Linked DNA regions of Homo sapiens: region 2 is linked to region 1. The links are chromatin contacts, found by Hi-C in ENCODE. All regions are on one chromosome and are shown on one strand. The core of a region is the stretch at or near the end of the contact, and the rest is flanking DNA. Distances in the headings are between cores, read along the strand shown.

Region 1 (7,156 bases), core at 2,303-4,802:
TGTGTTTATAACATGCAATTTCCTCTAAGTTGAAAAAAAACGAATGAAAAAACAGAGTGGTGGAAAATATATAAAGAAAAGGCATATAGGCTGGGCTCAGTAGCTCATGCCTGTAATCCTAACACTTTGGGAGGCCAAGGTGGGAGGATCACTTGAAGCCTAGAATTCGAGACCAGCCTGGGCAAGGGAGACCCCATCTCTACAAAAAACAAAAAACCTTAGCCGGTACAATGGTGTGCTCCTGTAGTCCCAGCTACTTGGGAGGCTGAGGTGGGAGGATCACTTGAGTCCTGGAGTTTGAGGGTACAGTGTGCTGTGATCATGCCACTGTTCTCCAGTCTGGACAACAGAGCAAGAACTTGTCTCTCGGGGAAAAGGAAAAGAAAAAGAAAAAAAAAAAGAATAGTAATATAAATCTAGGCCAGATGTCTCTAAACTTGGCAGTGGTGCATTAGGATCACCTGGGGAACTTTTAAAGCTCCTGATGCCCATGTGGCACCCTGTACTAATTAAATCATAACGCCTGGGAGTGGGAGGCAGAGAGGAGCAGTAGTAAAAATTCCCAAATGTTTCTATGTATAGCAAAATTTGGAAACTAAGCTGATGTTCTCAGCCTTAAATGCACATTAGCATCACCTGGGAGGCTGTTGAAACTACTGATGTCAGAATCCATTAAATCATAGCCTCTGATGCTGGTTACCGGGCACTTAGTCTATTTGAAAGCTCCCCAGGTGATTGCAATGTACATGCTGAGTAGAGAACCACAGCACTGGGGGAAAGTTGGTATATAGTTACAAAAGGGATTTTTTTTAATGGGTTCTTTTATGGCTTAAGACCATGAAACTGGTTCTGAGCTTCCTGGTGGCCAAAGTAGATAGAAAAACACAGTCGGTTTTAATAATTTTGGTCATCTGCCATGCAAAAGCTTACCAGTTTCTTGAAAGCAAAAGAGCTTTTCTTCATAGATCTGAAATAAATGTCTAGTTTATTAGTCTTCTCACAGAGGATGTTGATGTCATGGATCACGATTTTATAAACACCCCACAATAAGTGACATATGGCAAGTTTCATATTATAGTTCCTAATAACCATCCCTCAGGGAAAGACAAGGACATGACCCTGAGTGCAGGGCTATAGGCTGTTGCGGTGGGTGTGTGGGAGTAGATGATAAAAGACAGGAAGAGAAACTGCCACACCCCTCTACAGTTTCCAGATAACATAGCCTTACCCAAAGGCGAAGCCTGGAATTGTGTACCTCCAGGATGTGGAAGGCGTGTCCTGTGTAATTAGAAATTATAATTTTCTATCAGCACATTTTAAGAATTATTTATTTATGTATTTATTTATTTAGAGACACAGGGTCTTTCTCTGTCATCCAGGCTGGAGTGCAATGGCACGATCATAGCTCACTGTAACCTTGAACTTCTGGGCTCAAGTGAACCTCTAGTCTTAGCCTCCTGAGTAGCTAGGACTATGGGCCCATGCCACCACACCTGGCAAATTTTTAATTTTTTTTTTTTTTTGTAGGGACAGGGGTCTCTCTATATTGCCCAGGCTGGTCTCGAACTCCTGGCCTCAAATGATCCTCCTGCCTCTGCCTCCCAAAATGCTAGCATTATTATTCAATTACTTTTCTTCCTTTATAATATAAACTGTACAAATTTTACAAAGGTTTGGCTAGTGAGGGTAGGTAGAGAAGCACTGACTCCCATCCATGAGGGTCACAGGCTAGGGCAAGGGCATCTGAGAATGCGTGTGTGTGTGTGTGTGTGTGTGTGAGAGAGAGAGAGAGAAAGACAGAGTGTGCACGTGTACCTTTTGTTTATCAAAAGACTTTAGGGTTGTTTTTTTTTGTTTTTGTTTTTTTTGAGACGGAGTCTCGCTCTGTGGTCCAGGCTGGAGTGCAGTGGCGCAGTCTCGGCTCACTGCAACCTCCGCCTCCCAGGTTCAAGGGATCCTCATGCCTCAGCCTCCCCGAGTAGCTGGGATTACAGGCGCCCGCCACCACGCCTGGGTAATTTTTGTATTTTTAGTAGAGATGGAGTTTCACCACATTGGCCAGCTGGTCTTGAACTACCGATCTTATGATCCGCCCGCCTCAGCCTCCCAAAGTGCTGGGATTACAGGTTTGAGCCACCGTGCCCGGTCTAAAGACTCGAGGTTTGAAAGGGTTGAAAAACCTCAGTATTGAAAGAATGGACAGAAATCTGACTTTTAAATAGTCCTCCATAAATAGTTCTCATTGGGGGTTTTGTGGCCTGTAAGTACTGTGGACTTGACGGCTCAAGACTTCTAGAGAAGGCTTCTGAGTAGGATGTTGACTCCATGGGGCTAAGTCGTCAAAGGAAACCCATTCTACGGCACAGGTTTTAAGCCAGTCATGCTGCAGGAAGGCAAAGGAGAGCTTAAGGTAGCATGGGTGGGCTCTTTTGAAAACGAACTAGCAGGGCGAACAGCAGATATTTAGTTATGTAGCTGGCAACGAGGAATATGATTCCTTCGGGTCACGCGAGTTCTCTCTGAACTTCCTTGAATGAAAATCCTAAATGCATCCTGGTAATACCCAAGTAGGCACTTTGACGTTTCCTTTTCAAAGGCAAATGGAATGTTCTGCGTCTGTTTTCTTTTTGAACTCCCAACTGCACTTAACATCTAAATTTAAGGAAAGGCTTCCGAAAAAGTCGACTGACGAATTTCTTTCACTTATTTAAAGTAGTCTCTTGCAGTCCTATAAATCGGAAGGATTAAATGAACTGCTTGCTAGAGAAACGGTAGCTGGGTGGTGGGAAGAATCCTACGGTGGCTAATAAGACGTCTCGATCATTTGCATATGCAAAGGATAACCTTAAGCTTGAGTTTGATATTTCACGTTGCGGCTCACAAATGAACTGCTTTTTATTCAAAGAACCATGCTGTCTGTTTTCGCGTGGGTGGGTGTGTAACCGGGGCGGGCGCTATGTTGGTTTTGTTCCCTGCAAGGTTGACACAGGCAATGGCGACTTGCGGCCACACTGGGGCAGCCTCTCCTCGGCTGGCAGCCGGGCCGGGCGGCTCGCTCCCGGGAGCTGACAATGTAGCCAAGTCCTGCTCGTCGGGGCCGCAAAGAATTTAAAGGGGTCTAGAAACATCCATCTTTTCCCCTTTTCACAGTTAACAGCGAGCTCAGGGCTCTCGGTAAAAAGACCACCGGGAGGAAGAAACGCTCAGGGCGTTTTTGTTATTGTTCGCAAAATCCTCTATCGCCCCCAAACGTCCAGCCCGCCCCCTCCCTAAAGCGGAGGGAAACCGGGAGAGGAGGGAGGGTCGGCGGCGCCGGCCAAGCGCGCCAGTACACGCCCCTGCGGATCCGCCCCGCGGCCGGGTGACCCCCGCCGCGCCGCGCTGGAGGCCCCGGGCCGGGGTGGGCGTGGGGCTGAACTCCGCCACCCCCGCAGCCCGCGGCCCGCTCGCCAGCCCGGCCTGTGATTGGCTTGGGGGGCGCGTGTGCCCGCCCCGGCGAACGGGGAGGGTACCCTCGCGGCGCCGGTGGGAGGAGGCGGAGGAGGGGGCGGAGAGAGCGGGGGCCCGGACGGCGCTAGCGAGGAGGCGGGCGAGCCGGGTCCCCGGGAGCGCAGAGGAGGCTCGGAGGGGGGCGGAGAGCGGCGGGGCGGGAGGGAGGCGCGGGTCGCGGGGAGGGAAAGCCCGGCCGGGTCTGCGCCGCCGCCGCGCGCAGTGAGAGGCGCCGGGGCTGCCGCCCGGTGCTCGGCGCGCTCTCGGGAGCCGCCCGCCCGCTGGTCCCGCAGCCTTCCGGGAGGAAGCGGTGCCGGCAGCGTCCAGGGCGCGCTCTCGGGCACCCTCACCTGCCGGCGCCCGGCCGCTTACCCGGCAGGGCGTGCGCAGGGTAGGGTGCGGGACCGGGGGGACCTGGAGGCAGAGGGGAGAACCGGCCGTCCGCGCCGCAGCACAGCCGCTGGGAGCGCCTCAGACCCCGCGCGGGGCGCCGGCTCCATGGCGACCGGGCTCGGGGAGCCGGTCTATGGACTTTCCGAAGACGAGGTGAGTGGCACCCCCTTCCTGCTCGGGACTCCCCGGGGAGTTCCTATCCCGCGCCGGCAGGGGGAGGGGAAAGGGGCCGTCCCCGGGGTGCTCGTGCCCAGCGTCTGCAGGGGAGCCCCAAAGCGGGAGCGCCCCGGAGCGGGATCCAGGGGAGCTTGGGTCCTTCCGCACCCCCCACCCTCCGCAAGCCGAGCTCATTGTTTGTAAATAAAGCGGCGCGACGCCCTTGGAGCTGGGGGTTCACTCCGCAGCTCCTCGCTTTCGGGAGGAGAGGGAGGGGGCATGCGTGCCTCTCTTCCCTCTTCCTCTCCAAGCAGCGTCTCCCGGGGCTGTTGGGCAACTTTCCGCCTCTCGCCCCTGCAGCCCGGGAGTCCATGATGCATGTCACGTCTGGGTCGCGCGGCTGGAGACCCGGGACTGCGGAGAAGCCGGATCGTTTCCCCCTGGAACTTTCTCTCTCATGATTGTGTGGATCAGCAGGCGCTCAGAAGCCTGTGCGTGCTTATCCCGGCGGGAATGGGGGACACGCTGCGTGTGTCCCTCCCCTCGTTTTGCAAAGTCTACGGCCAGGATTGTGGATTTCGGAGCCTCGGTGGGGGAGGTGTTCAAGGCTGGTGGCAGGTGCTCCTGGAAACTTGGGGAGGAAGCTTGCAGCCCTGCCATTTTTTCCTCCCGAGGATTCAAAGCCCGGCACCTCCAGGGTGGGTGGGGAGAGGAAAGCTTAATTGATCTCTTTTATTAATAAAGCGACTGAATAAGCCACGCCTCCCAGGCGGTCGGTTTCACTGGAAAGGGCTTTGTTTTTACCTTCATTCTCTCTTCCGTGTCTCCCACTCCCCCCTTTTGAAACAATCCTGCTAAATCACTGCCTAGTCCTCTCTCGACCAGCCACGCTCGGCTCTTATTGGTATGTTGCTCTGCCAAAAAGGGGGGTGGGACGCTTGTCGCGGGCGCGGCGTGACAGGCAGGCTGGATGGAGCAGGTAGGAGTGGTTTGCCATCTGGCGGGGTGCGCGCTCAGGTCTGGCTCCCCTTTCGAGAGGTGAATTTTACAACCCAAGAAGCATTACTCAGCAGGGAGGTATTTCCTATCCTGGTTGTGCATTTCATGAAAAGTTGATGCCTGGAAATTCAGGCGTTCTCGATTTCTCTTTCTTCCCCTCCCTCCTTTCTTTTCAGAGGTTCCCTCTTTCTCTCGTGTTGGGGGTGGGGTTGGAAGAAAGGCTATTATCTGAGACAGGCTCGCGTTATGGCTCCGCTTTCTGCGGCTCTCCTACCCTGGCATGGTGTGTGTGTGTGCCTGTGTGCTACGTAAGTGTGGAATGAAAGGTATTTTGGGGTGGGAAGGGTGTTTAGGGTATGAATTTTTTTCTTAGCGGTGCTAGGCAAAGCTTGATGTATTTATTTGATCAAAGAATGATCACAGTGCAAATAATGTGTGATTTGTGTGTTTATTTTGCCTCGCTGTGCTTTTGTAAAATAATTTCCCGTTTTGTGTAACTACCTGGGGATAGGTGACAGTAGCATTGTTTCATTGACCCGGGGGGCTTCTCCTCTCCCTCCTGGCTTCTCTCTTTGAGGAGCTTTCCCTTGCATCCTCTACTTCTCCATTTAATTAGTGGCAGTAGAGGGCAGGCCCTGAGTTGCAGAGACGCAGACATTCCTAAACAAAGGGGCTGCTTGGGTTGACGTATTGTGGGGGGTGGGGGTGAGGACAGCTGCATTTCATCCTAGGTTCTTTTAAAAAATGTTTTAATAACATGATTATTTGTAAAAACTCCCCCGAAAAAACGATTTTAAGAGTGTTTTGGGAAGTGCAGCTGGATAAATGAAACACGTTAATGTCACTGTTGTTTGTGCTTTATTTACATTGGCAGTGAGTGTCAGAATCTACCTAGAGCACATCTTGCCACTTTTGTCCACAGGAGTCACTACTAATCATCATAACTGATGTCTAGTGTGAAAGTGAAGCTTGGAATGTAAACAGAGTCCGAGTGTGTGTTGGCATGTGACTGGATTCACTCCTGCATGTTGCTAGAAGGGAATTTGGGGCTGTATAGGAAATAGCAAGAGGTGATGAAGACACCTTTTATTATCTATTTATTGCCATGTCGCTGGTAGTATTTAGTTCCACACACATTGTATTTCACAAGATGAGTCTCAGCCGTCTTCCTTTTTCAACTTTCTCCTACCAGTGAAAAAATAAGCCAGGGCAGTTCTGATGACTTCACATTTCATTGGTATTTGTTTTTCATGGGCAGTTTCATGCTGTCACGTTGCCCTTCAGAGAATCAGGGAATGCCTTCGTAGAATATTAACGACAAATTGTTGAATTTGCACAGCTTGTTTTGTCTCCCTGAATTAGTATGTGTAAGAAAAACCAATGGAAGATTTTAGCAGGCTCTGAAAGTAGAATGCCCGCTGAAGCAAACGGCAGGGTTGTTCTTCCAAGGCGTATTAAATATGGGTACACTTAGTTTGCAGACTTGGTGTGCTGCAGAATATCACATATGAAGATATTTTGACCGCTATTTAGAAGAGTGACCTCATAAATCTTTTAGCAAAGTAGACACACATACCTACCACATTTCTTAAAAGTAGATTCGTATTTTGATTTGAGATTGTTGAAAAGCATGGTATGTTTGGAGTGCACTTAGTTATGTCCCATCTCATAAAGACTGTTGAGCTCTCTGCACTGCTGATGATGAAGCATTGCATGAACCCAGAAAACGGGGATGCCAAAGCACAGGGCTTAGGTGCTGTTCCTTGCGTCATCAGCAGAGGTCTGTCCACTTTGTAGAAGGTAAGGGGTTGAGATGTGGGCTTTGCTTGTGTGAATGTATGTGCTGTTTAATTTTTTCTGTGTGTTTCGGGCGGAGGTTTCTCTGGTGAGTTATAATTCATATTTACCCTGATTTAAGTCATGTCACTTTAGGTAGCCAGATTCAAAACCATCAGATGAAGGACTTTTGGTGTTAGAGGGATTAGCAGTTTAACAAAACTTCTGATTCATGGCCCAAGATCAGATTTGGTTTGGAATCAGAACACTTTGGACTAGTTTCTGCATCTGGCTTGAGTCCTTGTGGATTTCTTGTTTTATTTCTTTATTTTTGGCAATCTGT
Region 2 (7,156 bases), core at 1,894-4,393, 1.3 Mb after region 1:
TTCACCATATGTTTACCTGTAAAATGAAGGAGCTAGGCTCGATCACTTCCATAAACACCCTAAAAGTTATATGCAAAATACTGTACTTATATACATTCTTCCATGGAGAGGGTCAACTGAACTTCAAAAAGCAATTCTTCAGAAGATTCTCAGAGAAAATAGTGATCCCTAAAACGGTGGTTTACATCTCCAGGCTAGGTTCAAGCCCCAGCTCTACTACTTACTAGCTGTTTGATCTGTAGGCAAGTTACTCCATTTCTTGAACAGCCTCATAGGTATTTAAGTGCCTACACAAGTAGCTTTAAATGTTTCAATAAATGTTAGCTATTTCTCCTATTATTAGACTAGGTAATTACTAAAGGTCTATCAGACTTAAAATTTGAACAATTCTAGCTCTCAGATATTAACTAATTCTGAAACCCATGCTGGGAAATACAACTGTAACTGTAATCTCACTTTACAGGTAGAAAAAAGTTGACAAAAAGGAAAGCTGAGATACTTTAGTAGGATCAGTCACTGTTCACTGTTACTTACAAACATTCAAAGGATGGGGTGTGGGCATCATGGAAAGAGACTGAACACAGAATCAGAAGACCTAGATTTGAGTTCAACTTCACTGACACTTACTACTTATGTATCCTTTTTCAAAAACCTTAACCTTTCTGAACATCAGTTTTTCATCTATAAAACAGATAACACCCGCCTTGTCTACTAAGGATCAAATCAGAGAATGAAAGTGAAAGAACTCTGAGAGCTATAAAGGGTTACAAATTATCATTTTTTGCCCTTATGGCCTTAAGTGTACTAAAGGAACATTAGAGTTAAGAAAGAGAAACACCATAGATTTGGTCTTAATTTGGGGTTGAAGGTAAAGGGCTGTGTTTAAACTAGATCTTAAATTTCTCTACTTTTTTTTTAAAGTAATGAATTGCAGAGCAAAACGAAAAGAAAAAAATGATCAATGTAGTTACAGTGAGGCTTATGCAAAAACTACAGTGACAATGAAAGCAAGGGATGTCTATAGCAGAGATTCCCAGAGCCAGTAGCCAGATAAATCATGGCTAAAATACTAATACTTTGTTTCAAATTCATTCTAGCCACACGGCTTTAATTTACTGGTACATTATCTTGACATTTCTGCAGCAGAATAGATTAGTTGGTTCCGGCTCTGTAAAGGAAGTCAAGGTAGCTGATTTGACTAGTTGATTAACATTCCTAATTGGCTAATGTAGTGTATGTGAGTGTGAGAAAAAGAGAAAAGGGATAGAAGAACAGGCAGGCAGTGGAGAGGTGTAGAAGTGAAAATGTGTGAACAAATCCATCACTACTGAATAATTCATCATCCCACAAATAGAAACAAAAACTCCAAAAACTTGTGTTTGATATCATTTGCATCACCTTTGTGTATCAAGAATAGAGATACCTTGATAACAAATGCCCAGTAATATACCCTTGCTGCATGGGCACATAATAAATGACTGCTGAGTAACGAAATAACTGCACTCTACTTCAACTACTTAATGACTTGGTCATTAAGTCAAATTAAAATCTATACCTTTCAATTACACATTAATTTGAGAGAAATAGCGCTTCCTAAAAGGGTGCTTCCTATTCAGTAATTACTTTCTAGAAATGAAACATTTTGTTTCAAGAACTGGATAATCTAAAGTGATGTATAAAAACCTTATATAAAAGATTACTTATGGGGGAGGTGGGAGGGATAGCATTAGGAGATATACCTAATGTTAAATGACTAGTTAATGGGTGCAGCACACCAACATGGCAAATGTATACATACTAACCAACCTGCACGTTGTGCACATGTACCCTAAACCTTATAGTAAAAAAAAAAAAAAAAAAAAAGATTAATCACACACAAAGATAGAATTCAAACTGCCAGAGCTCCTCATCTCATATAAAGGCATTTGCCACTTGTTCAACGGGTATATCTGATGGTCACTGAACAGAGCTTATGTCATGCCAAGTGCTACGATTGACTCCTTAGTCAGCAGTGACACATCAGCACTAAAAAGTGCAGATATGTTTTCTTTCACGTAAGTAAATGCTCTAGCAAGGCTCTCTTATCTACAAAAGTGCCAAACACAGAGAGTGAATAAAATATGAACCCAAGATTATTTCAATGCTTCCAATTTTTTTAAAGGGCTAAAAATGTAATGCTATTCTTAGTCTCAGGTTCAGAAACAATCAATCCCTAAAAATATATCCCTTCTCCTAAAAAGTTACATAATGTGTTACTACGAGAGAAAAGATCAAAGACCACACCAAGTCACTGAGAGGAAAATGTGTAGTTCCAACAGTATAAGAATGTCTTCTGACATACAAAGACTTAAAAAATTACTCTAATACTACTATATGCCATCTCAGGAGCCGTCAGTGGGCATGGGGTTCAAGCGAAGCATTAACCATTGCTAACACCGGAGCAAAGAAATCGGGGATCGGGGGTGGGGGGTGGAAGCGGGAAAGGAAGTAAGGGGGCTTCTAGAACATGTCTCAGGTTGGGATGGCTGGGGGTAGGGCACATTTCTCCTAGAGACGTGGCGTTGTGAAACATGATACCTAGAAGCAAGTTTGAGTGCTAGGAAGTGTAGGAGGTAACCAAACACCTCTAGATCCAACGGAAAGTACCGACGAGATCAAAGAAGGGAAGACAGCAGGCGGGTGAGAGAGAACAGAATGGGTGAGGGAAAGACTCGGGGACAAGCGGAGGGAACCGTGCGAACCAGGAGGGACCCGGCGGAGGGGCTGCCAGGAGGGTCCCCTCCACAGCGCATATGGTGTGCAGCTGCTGGAACGGGAACCTCAGCACACCAGGGTAGCCGCGGATGAAAGGCGAAGAGGCAGCAGAAGGGGGAGAGGAACCCGGCCCCCAGCCCTCTGCTCCGGCTTACTCCCCGCGTGGGCCCAGAAGGGCACGGTCCCGTCGCTCTGCACCAGGTGCGGCCCCTTGAAGCTGTATTTGTACTCGAAACGGCGATGTGGCAACGCGACCGCGGGGTCTCCTCCCACGCCGTCGCCCCGGACGAAGCGACCGAGTGACAGCAGCAAGGCGCAGAACAGCGGCCGAACTCTGGCCCGGAGACCCCTTTGCCTGGATCCCGCCATCTTGGATTCTGGAACGCGGAGGAGGGCGGGAGAGGGAGGGGCGCGGATGGCTGCGGATGGCCAACAGGGCGCTCGCTGATTGGCAGAGCCCGGGGGACCCCCAAGGGCAAGGGGTGAGCCCCGCCCCCGGCCTCCGCTTTCCGCGCGGCCGCACGGCCAGGAGCAGCTGTGGGCGGGGCCACGCGCAGGGGGCGGGTCTGGGGCGGTGCGGTCCTTCGGCCCCGCCCACCCTCCGGGGGTGGGGAAAGGACTCCAACCTTCGCTTCCCGCGCGGCAGAGTGCGGGAAGCGCCGATGGGTCCTTACCTGCAGGGAGCTTTCTCCGGCTTCTTAGAATACCTGGGAGCAGGAATTGGCTAGCCCTAAGACCTCTGGACCCAGCCTGTACAAAACCTTTTTAGTATATTAGAAGAAAGGTGTTCCTTTTGATGTGACATCAGTTTTTCAGTGGCACAATCCCGAATGCTTATGGTCCCAGCCCACTGAGCTCTACCAAGCTATGTTAGAGCGTTGCAAACTAGAAACCAGCACCCACGGGGTTGTAGGATGCCTTAGGATTTATAAGTTGGTGTCGGAAAGAGGGTTTCTGTGAATTTGTCAGCCAGCCTTTACATCTCAAAATTTAATTCCAAGAGCTTTCCAAATTTTGAAACCATGGCAAGAGTGCATTCAAATGAAACTGACTTTGGTTTGGTTTGGTTTTGGTGAGAGGGATAATGTGCTATGGACCCAGGCGTCTGTAGAACCTGGACATTTGATATAGGATCGGTCTTCCACTCAATGAATACGTTCTATATTTTAAAGGGGACTCCTCTTTCCCTTGCTTAGGAAAAAATATCGTCAAAATATTCATGGTAATCCAAAGTTTTGTTTTTTCAAAAATGTGTCATGATGAGTTTTTCAAGTCCAAGAAACAGCAGTATGATTTATATTGTTTTTACACATGGCTTTTTATTAGCTCTGTTCGTGTGGGCTACATGAACGCCACACTAGCCCTAGGGACTCAATACCCGCATTACTTAAACTTATTTTTCATTAACTTCCCAGTTTTGGAAGTTGAATCCCATCTTCGGATTCATGGGCCATTACTGTTAAATCTCTTTCTAGTGCTCAAATAAAACCTTCAAGTTGAATATGGATTTAAGGCTTTCCGCCTGCTAGTCTCGAGATGTAATTTAAATGAAAGTACCATACTTACTGCTATCTCAGCAGCAGCAGTAACAAACATTTATCCACTGTATGGTGTATGTGCGTCATTGCCCTGGACTCTCCATGGTTTTCAACCCATAGGATTTAATCATTTTATTTTCTTTGGTTCTCTCATTGCTCTGGCAACCAGCTCTATGCCTTGCACAGAGTGAAGATTCCATAAATATTTGTTAAACAAACATTAATGTTATAAAAATGGCAAACACTTACTGAGTGCTTTCTGTGTGTAACTGCACTAAGCCTTCAACATATGTTAACTTATTGAATGCTGACAGCAGCCCTCTAAGGTAGATGCCATTAATATTTCCATTTACAGATGAGGAAACAGAAGCATAGATTAAATAATTTGCCCAATGTCACACAGTAAGTGGCAGAGGTAGGTTTCAATTCCAGCCATTCTATCATTGAAGCCTTCAATCTTAAGAACCGTTTTATGTTAAACATTATGTATATTAAGTATTTTCAATTCATTACGCATGATTTGAACTCATGAGGGACCTGAATTTCAAGCATAATACAAGTAAATATTTGTAATTTTGCTGAACCATAAATGTAAATCTTTATGTTCTGTGAAGCTGTTTCTTAAAAAAAAAACTGTTTTATTGAAGCATATTATATAGAGAAAATTATGCCAGCCTTAAGAATGTAACTCAATGAATTTTTCCCAAAATGAATACCTCCCATGCAACCAGCATCCAGATTTTTTTTTTAAAAAACACACATTTCTAGAGTTAATGGGTGCAGCACACCAACATGGCACATGTATACATATGTAACAAACCTGCACGTTGTGCACATGTACCCTAGAACTTAAAGTATAATAAAAAAAAATTTCTACTGGGTATGTAACTAGGAGTAGAGTTGCTGGGTCATAGTAGATCCTGCCAAATTTTCAGAGTGGTTGTGCTAATTTACACTGCCATCAGCAGTATGTGAGGGCTTCAGCTGTCTGACTTTTTTTGTTAGCTTGTAGAAACTCTTTATTCTGAATACCTGTCTCTGCTTGGATATATACATATAGCGAATATTTGCACCCACTTCGTGGGATGACTTTTCACTCTCTTAATGTTGTCTTTTAGTGAATAGATACTTATAATTTTAATATAGCTCAATTTACTATTTTCCCCCGTAAGGGTTTTTTGTGTGTCATGTCTGGGAATCTTGCTTGTTGTTTTGTCTAAGTTGTTAAACTTTAAATTTTATAGCATTTTTCCTTCAGAACTGAGAGCTTTTCGGTTTGAGTTAGATAAGACCATTTTACAAATAGCGAAATTGAGAAACTGGGCCTGGCAAACTGAAGTTTCAAGGATCAGAATGCTTTTACTCCAGGCCCCAGGAACTCTGGGCCAGTGAATTTTAAAATCTGTGTTTTTGAAGTAATCCATGTAGGGGAAATTCCTTACAATTAAGTGATGTTTTACCTTCAGGGCAATACCGTATTGCAAATTTTGTACAACACAATGAGGAGGGATTTCCTACTACCCTCTAGTGCCTGAGGCAATTTCCAAAAATTAAGCTCAGATTTTTGAATTGGGAGGGGAATAAAAATTATGAGGGTCCCTCAACACACCATTGGGCCCTGCACAGAGCTGGAGAGATGGAGTGGCAGTACCAGGGCTTGGTTTGCTGCCTGATTCCTTATAACTATCTTCTGGCAATATCCATGACTCATTGCCAGCCTCTTCTGTGCTAGCAAAAAGTATCCCAAATGCCAGAAGATTGACAGGCCTGTCCCATTTATAAAACCCATGGATGTCTTCTAGCACATAGCACAGAATGGTGTTTTGCTCTGGAGTGAATAAGAAGCCAAAAAGCAGATTGGGAGATATCTTTTCTTTCTGGTCTTCCTACTCACAGGGAGCCCTGTGGATTAATGGGTTGTTTTTTCATAATTGGTGATCAATTTCAATTTTCTTTGACCCAGATACACTCCCCTCATCAATGGCACACATAATTGTTGGCTGGAGTTGGGGTAAAATCCATGGTCTGTGAGCCACTCCAGTAGTCTTAAAATAGACCTCCGTTTTGCTTAAGCTAGCTGGAAAGAATTTCACTTAGTTACAGCAAAAATAGTGTTAAAACTAAGGTTACCATGCCAATTCATTGTTTGCATTAGTGGATTAACTATTTTTGGAGCCTCCTAATGACTTTGAATAAATTGTATTTGATAAGAGTAATGAAAACGATATTGTCTGCCTGCTCCTTCAGTGCATGATCATTCATTCACATGTGTTTGTTCTTATTCACAACATCAGACAATTAAGTGTTAAAACCGCTATACTAGAGGCAAGGCAGTAGGAATACAACTTGCTTGGGGAATTCAGATTTAACTTTGAACAGTTAGAAAATTATTATATGTGTTTTAATAAGTTGAATGCTTTAGGCTGCAAGGGCAAAAAAAGCCCCAATTCAAAGTGGCTTAAACAATAAAGAAATCTGTTATCTCACTGAACTGTAAATTAGATTAGGACTGGGCCCAGGCAGTTACGACTAGGTTCTCTCTATCTTTGAGAAGTTCTGGTTCTACCTCACATTGACTTTGTCCTCAGGTTAGCTTCTCTCAAGGTTCTAAGATGTCAGATCTTCTTTAGGTTCAATGGGAGAGACAGAAAATCTCTTTCATCCTTGGATAAAATTTCTGCCTTTCATTCTGATTAGGTCAATCTAGGTTACATGTCCATCTTTGGAACATTAACCGTAGCCAGGGGAAGACCAAGCACTGAATCAGTTGCTGGTAAAGAGTACAAGATTACCAGCCTTGATTGAGAACAGTGGTTCTCAAACTCTAATATCATTCAGAATCACTTCTGGAGTTGGTTAAAACA

The links. Hi-C counts contacts between places; a loop is a spot of excess contacts on that map. Pooled maps may share reads with other maps.
Region 2: a loop to region 1 is called in a map of B cell, with 28 times the contacts of the local background. The contact joins the promoter of LMAN1 here to the promoter of NEDD4L in region 1. A Hi-C loop is called at or near these places in 2 of 168 maps with a recorded cell type or tissue (B cell and naive thymus-derived CD4-positive, alpha-beta T cell) and 13 of 50 pooled maps.

The regions. Positions count from the first base shown.
Region 1 is chr18:58,040,674-58,047,829 of GRCh38, forward strand. NEDD4L (NEDD4 like E3 ubiquitin protein ligase) reads left to right here and starts at 3,553. Exons shown (of 31, transcript NM_001144967.3): 1 at 3,553-4,035. The coding sequence starts at 3,988. RefSeq lists a cis regulatory region at 946-1,358 and silencers at 3,248-3,617, 3,638-4,187.
Region 2 is chr18:59,356,122-59,363,277 of GRCh38, forward strand. LMAN1 (lectin, mannose binding 1) reads right to left here and starts at 3,144. Exons shown (of 13, transcript NM_005570.4): 1 at 2,910-3,144. The coding sequence starts at 3,123. RefSeq lists enhancers at 2,559-2,658, 2,669-2,718, 2,909-3,098 and a silencer at 3,129-3,428.